Regions from separate parts of the Homo sapiens genome. Here region 1 is linked to region 2. The links are chromatin loops, found by intact Hi-C in ENCODE. Cell type or tissue: PC-9. All regions are shown on one strand. Links, peaks and the distances in the headings refer to the core of each region. The heading gives the core; the rest is flanking DNA.

Region 1 (2,926 bases), core at 305-2,804, 1.7 Mb after region 2:
ACTTCTGACCCCACTGCCTTGCTGGCGTCTCTAGTTCAAAGCAGCTATGGGCACCCAACTGGTCCCCAAGAATGCATTGTAAGTGCAAAGGGGAGTCAATTTGGCCTGATGGAGACACCACGATCCCAGAGAAGAGATCTGGGCACTGCTGCAAGTGGTCTGAAAGGATGTGAGTCAACTTTCAACACAGAGCTGCAAAAAAACAGCTTTTTGTTCTCTTTATTGTTCCTTAAGCAATTTCAAGTATTACCTGATTTCCAGCTGTGACTGAATTCCAGGCCGTTGAAAAGCACTATTGTTACTGTAACTGGGCAAGGTTATTAACAAGCTCCAGCATTTATTGAGAGCCTACTGTATGCTGGACACTTTACACACATCATCCTATATAATCCTTGTATCCTGTATAATCAGCCTGTAAAGTAGGAGCTACTATAATTTTCCTCATTTTCCAAATGAACAAACTGAGGTTAGGGAATTGGTCCTAAATCATAAAGCCAGTAAATAAGAGCCAGGTTTCCAACCAGAGCACATAGACTGCTCATCCTGGGCTATTTTCAGACAATACAGACACATACGAAGAATGATCTGTGAAAGGTACATCTGTAAAACGTAATTGATCCCTAAAAACCTTTAGAAACCAAACACACTTCTATATGCATATCTTGTCACTTCCCTTGGAAAGCATGATTATTTCTTGTTGCTACTAAACAACAAACTAAAAAACGATGCAGAAAGATACAGAGATGATTCCCTGCATTCTGTCAGCTTCATAAACGGTTTTTATGTTATTTGATCAACAGGAATCCTCTTTGTCCATAAACTATGTGTTGACTTCTACCCTTGCTGTGTTGTCCTCTTCCTTCTCTAACATGAATCTTATTCTCTCTCTTAGCTATCCTACTTCTCCAGGCTAAGGAAAGCAACATCTGAAGAAAGCACATAATTTCCATGATTAAGCACCTAGAAATCCTGCATGCCTTTGCCTTATTTACTATTCTCAACTGCAAAGCCGACACTGTTTTCCCCATTTCATGCATAAGGAAATGAGTCTGGAGATGCGGGGTGTGGTTGTTAATATTATGCAACCAGAAACAGGCTGAGGAGCTCCTTCAGTCTATGCCCTTTGACGCCAAAGCCGTTCTCTATTCCTTTCCCCTTATCTTCCTTGCTCTTTCCACCACTTCTGTACTTTTCACACACAGATTTCATAAAGCCTAAATAGAGAGAGGAGAGTGAAGGGTCGGCATGCAAAATATTTAAAAACGTATTGCATTCCCTGTGATATTAGGGCCACCGTTGTCATTCAGCTGAGGTCTCTGGGATCGATTCTCCTCAGATTAGCCCATGAGGAATGCGTTCTGTGTGTTTGCAACAGGATGAACTAAAGCCAGTTGGTCAGTGGTTTGTCTGCCTAAGAGTTGAGTCTGACCTGGTTGGTGCACTTGGGATGATGCAGTCTCATGCCCTCTTGTTTGAACTGTGCAATGTTACACTGCCACCCTGTGGTTCCTTCATTGTGAGTTCAGAAACAAAACTGGCTGACAAAATCCGTCTCATAAACCATCCGGGGTGAGTTTGGAACAGGGTCTGAAGGAGAAACCAGGTTTGGGAAAGGATATGAAAGAGAGGCCTTAACTTGCCAAGGAAAACGTAGGTCATTTTTGATATAAAGTAATTGACTGGTTATGAACACAGGACTTGGAGTCAGGCTGACCAGAGTTTAAACTTACCAACTGATAGAAGGAATGAGTTCTAATGTTTGTCAGCAGAGTAGGGTGGCTATAGTTAACAATAATGTATTGTATATTTCAAAATAGCTAGAAGACAGGATTTTAAATGTTCCTAACATATAGAAATGACAAATATTCGAGATGATGTATACCCTAAATACCCTGATCATTTCACATTCTACACGTGTTTAAAAAAAATCAGCCACATTAAATTTAAAGGAGTTTAATTGTGCAATGAACAATTCATGAATCGGGCAGCCCCTAGAATCACAGCAGATTCAGAGAGACTTCAGCACAGCCACGTGGTAGAAGAAGATTTATAGACAAAAAAAGGGAGGTGACGTACAGAAATTGGAAGTGAGGTACAGAAACAACTGGCTTGGTTAAAGCTCAGCATTTGCCTTATTTGAACACAGTTTGAACACGCAACAGCATATGAGTGGCTGAGGCACGGCTGCTGGGATTGGCCAAGACCCAGCCACTGTTACCGGCATACACTCCCAAGTTAGGGTCTCACTCTTGTCTACCTACTGCGTTAGGTTGCAGTTCATCCACAAGGACTTAAACACAGAAGTTCAGAGTCCTTCTCAGGTCATATTTAGTTCACTTTAAAAACTCCCCCCTTTTGGTCATTTTCTCAATTTTGAGAGTGACCAAAACTTTAGTCATTGATGTCACTATTACCATTGTAAATGTACTTATTTGGTCTTGAAAGCCACTGGAAAACAGTAGAACAGTGAGTTTTGCAAAGGTAGGAACAAGGACTGAGTAGAGGGTACCTGCTTATGCTGGAACACCCTGTTTATACATATAACATAATATCACCTGTACCCTATAAATATGTACAAATATATATTTTTTGAGACAGTTTCACTCTTGTCACCCAGGCTGAAGTGCAATGGCATGATCTTGGCTCACTGCAACCTCCACCTCCCAAGTTCAAGCGATTCTCCTGCCTTAGCCTCCCCAGTAGCTGGGATTATAGGTGCCCGCCACCATGCCCAGCTAATTTTTGTATTTTTAGTAGAGATGATGTTTCACCAGGTTGGCCAGGCTGGTCTCGAACTCCTGACCTCAGGTGATCCACCCGCCTTGGCCACCCAAAGTGCTGGGATTACAGGTGTGAGCCACCTCACCCGGTCTACTATGTACAAATATTATGTATCAATTTAAAAAAAAAAATTTTAATAAACTTA
Region 2 (2,926 bases), core at 275-2,774:
ATTAAACCTCTTTTTTCTCTATAAATTACCCAATCTTGGGTATGTCTTTATCAGCAGTATGAAAATGGATTAATACATACAGTATTGCCTCTAAATTTGTTTCTATGTCTATCTTCCTGTGCTAGGCAGAAATATTCATGAGAACGGTAGTTATTTGAAACTAAGTTTTGTGTCTACAGAACTTGGAATACAGAGACACTCTACATTCACTCAACCTTTGCAGGGGGAACTCTCTATTTTTTTCTATACTCCCTAACTATGCCATTCTCTGTGTATATAAAAGTATTCCAGTGTGAGTCCTCTTGAGTACCCCCAAGGTTGACAGTGACACATTTGAACAAGAAATACGGACATATTATAGAATTACATGTAGCACTAAGAATTCCTTCTCATTAACTAAAAGGCTCTGGTTTCATCTGCAGGCCATGCAACATGGTGTCTGATGTTGTGCAATATTTTCCTCTCTCTGTTGCTTCTTAGGATTGAGTGAGAAGAAGCCTGTTTTTAAATAAATAAACAGCCAAGAATCTGAACAGGCTGGCTTCAAACCTGCTATGTAACAGCTTTGTGATGTCTGGCAAGTTACTATCCCCTTTGAATTATGGTTTTCTCCATGATAATGAGAAGAGTAATATTAACACTCTGACAGGGAGGTTTTAATAATCCAATGAGATAATGTGAAGTGCTGAGCATATAGGCCACAGATAGTATATGCTCAATTAGTGCAAAATATTATTACTATTACCATCATCTTCATCCTCATCATCTCTTATCCCCTTGAACTGCTGTGGCCTAATCTCAGAGGCAAAGATTTTATCCTGCTCATCAATTACTCTCTGTTCTACAAATACATTCCACCACCAGGTTTCGAGTAATGATACACAATATTTTCATCCCAAATCTTTGGTTATTTGATCATTTTTATGAGACCGAAGCTGAATTATTAAAACTGCTTTATATTTGAATATAAAATCTATGTATAAATATGCTTCAAACCTAGCCTATTCCAAAACTTTTTTCTTGGGTCATGTCATGTGGTTTCCCTGTAGAGTTGAAGCTGTGCAGTTTTGAGGATGACAAAGTGGACTCAATTGTAATTCTGCTTTGAGGTACCTGACCTTCATTTGTGTGTGGCCCCAGAACCCCTGTGAATTCAGGCTCCTGGGGAGAAGAGCCATCAATCAGCCTGGGAGTAGATTCCTCCTCCTCTTCCTCTTCCTGGGCCTTCTCAGGCTGTGGGGGTGGAGTGAGGAGCTCTCTGTTCCCTGAAGGCATCACTGTGGCTATTTCAATCTGAAAAAAAAAAAAAAAAGAGAATTTCTTCAGGCCAACTTCTCAGTCACTCTGTGTGGCAGTGACACAAATTTAAAATGTACCCATATTTGCCACAAGAGGACACTCATGTTCTAAAGTTCAATAGTTTGACCATCCTGCTTGCTTGGAGGAACACACATGGTTCTAGTAACTGTTGTTTTTAATTAGTTTTGTTTCTCAAATCTTAGAAGTTGTTTCCAATGCCTTTTTTTTTTTGGTCTTCTTGTTCTTTAATATCGTATATGTTTGTTCATTTCATAGGTTTAAAAAAAAGCTCATTTATTGTTTTCTAATAATAAGTAGCATTATAAGAATGCATCAATGTTGTGAAAGCTTCACATTAATTCAGAAGTGTACAGAGTAAATTCAAAACTCCCCTTTACCATCCAGCTCTCATTCTACTCCCCTTGAAGGTAATAACTGAGCAGAAATTGATACATATTATCTTGTCCTTTCAATCCTTGATTTCCTAGGTTCAAATATTCTGTTCCTTACCAATGACTTATACTGTCTCTAATGGCATTTTACTGAAAAGTATCCTTTATACTAAAATAAAATATATAGTGACATAAAAACTATGATTTGATTGTGATATGCCATTTCTCATGTGTTTTCAATATTATTAAAATAACAAATATTGTAATGATATCTAGGTATGTTAAAATGGACTTCTTTGAGAACGTTGACACTAGGAGGCAGTTATAAAATTACAAAATTATTCAAAGGTTTTTTTTTATATTATATTTTAGATTACAACTGCTTTGCTCTTATCTAACTTGTACATTTTAAGTAATAGAATCATTGCTTTTAAGAATACTGTTTGGATTTAGGAGAAATCTTCTCTTTCAGATTTCTTCCCTTGTCTGAATGTCTATTTCTTTGTGGTACTTAGTAAATGTCTACTTCTCTGACGGTCTCGTAAGCTTGGGCTGAAAATTTGCTCCAGGCAATTGGGATGGCGACATCCAGGACCCACTTTTTGTGGCCCAGTGTCCTTGTGGTATCCCCAGAAATCCCAGACTTTCCCTTAACCACACCAATATGGCCTTTTGCTTTTTTCCACCCTTCTTTATTTGCTTTCATTAAGAAAGTAAAGAAACACATAAATTATTTCTGGATTACTTAATACCAAGTGATCTGCAAACTATTCCTTTCATCTATAACACAGGTATATTTTCAGACCAGGTATTTTCTAGGTGTTTGAGTAACCAAAAAATTTTAGGAATACACTTATGATTTAATATCACTTATAATAGATTTAAAAGCATTGCAAATCACAAATGAAAATTATTCTTTTTAAGGAACACTAAACTTTCTTTTATCAGTTTATATTTCTGAATTGTGCATCCTTCTGTGCTTCCATAGAGTCTCTCTATTTCAGCCTTTTCTGTGCTGTATTACATTGGTTCCATTTGTTTTCTGCATTTCCAAGCCTGCTGGATGGTAAAGTATGTCATGTCTTTTATCTGTGTACCTCTAGGCTGTAAGCATAATAGGCAATCAGCAAGTACTTATTGAAGTATAATTTTTTCCAACTTTGCTTGTCCAAAATATATCTAAGTCACAGCTCTATGTTTAGAGATTTTCTGAGACAAATCAGTGAATGTGCTAA

The links. Peaks named below come from ENCODE experiments on the same cell type or tissue, not always from the same donor. Only the 100,000 strongest peaks of a DNase experiment are listed, where the experiment ranks them.
Region 1: it touches region 2 in a loop (6-fold over the local background); 5 of 110 quality-filtered maps call a loop at or near these places.

What each region holds. Positions count from the first base shown.
Region 1 is chr12:92,648,649-92,651,574 of GRCh38, forward strand. The region is part of intron 1 of LOC124902983 (a long non-coding RNA gene); the gene reads right to left. Among named protein-coding and RNA genes, the nearest start is that of PLEKHG7, 53 kb to the right of the region's middle. RefSeq lists an enhancer at 1,325-1,619. In PC-9, for the core only: a CTCF peak has its summit at 1,494 (motif pointing left); a DNase peak (open chromatin) is centred at 1,393.
Region 2 is chr12:90,976,970-90,979,895 of GRCh38, forward strand. EPYC (epiphycan) reads right to left here. Exons shown (of 7, transcript NM_004950.5): 3 at 1,119-1,293. Among named protein-coding and RNA genes, the nearest start is that of CCER1, 23 kb to the left of the region's middle. In PC-9, for the core only: CTCF peaks have their summits at 1,383 (motif pointing right) and 1,590; no DNase peak of the experiment used is centred there.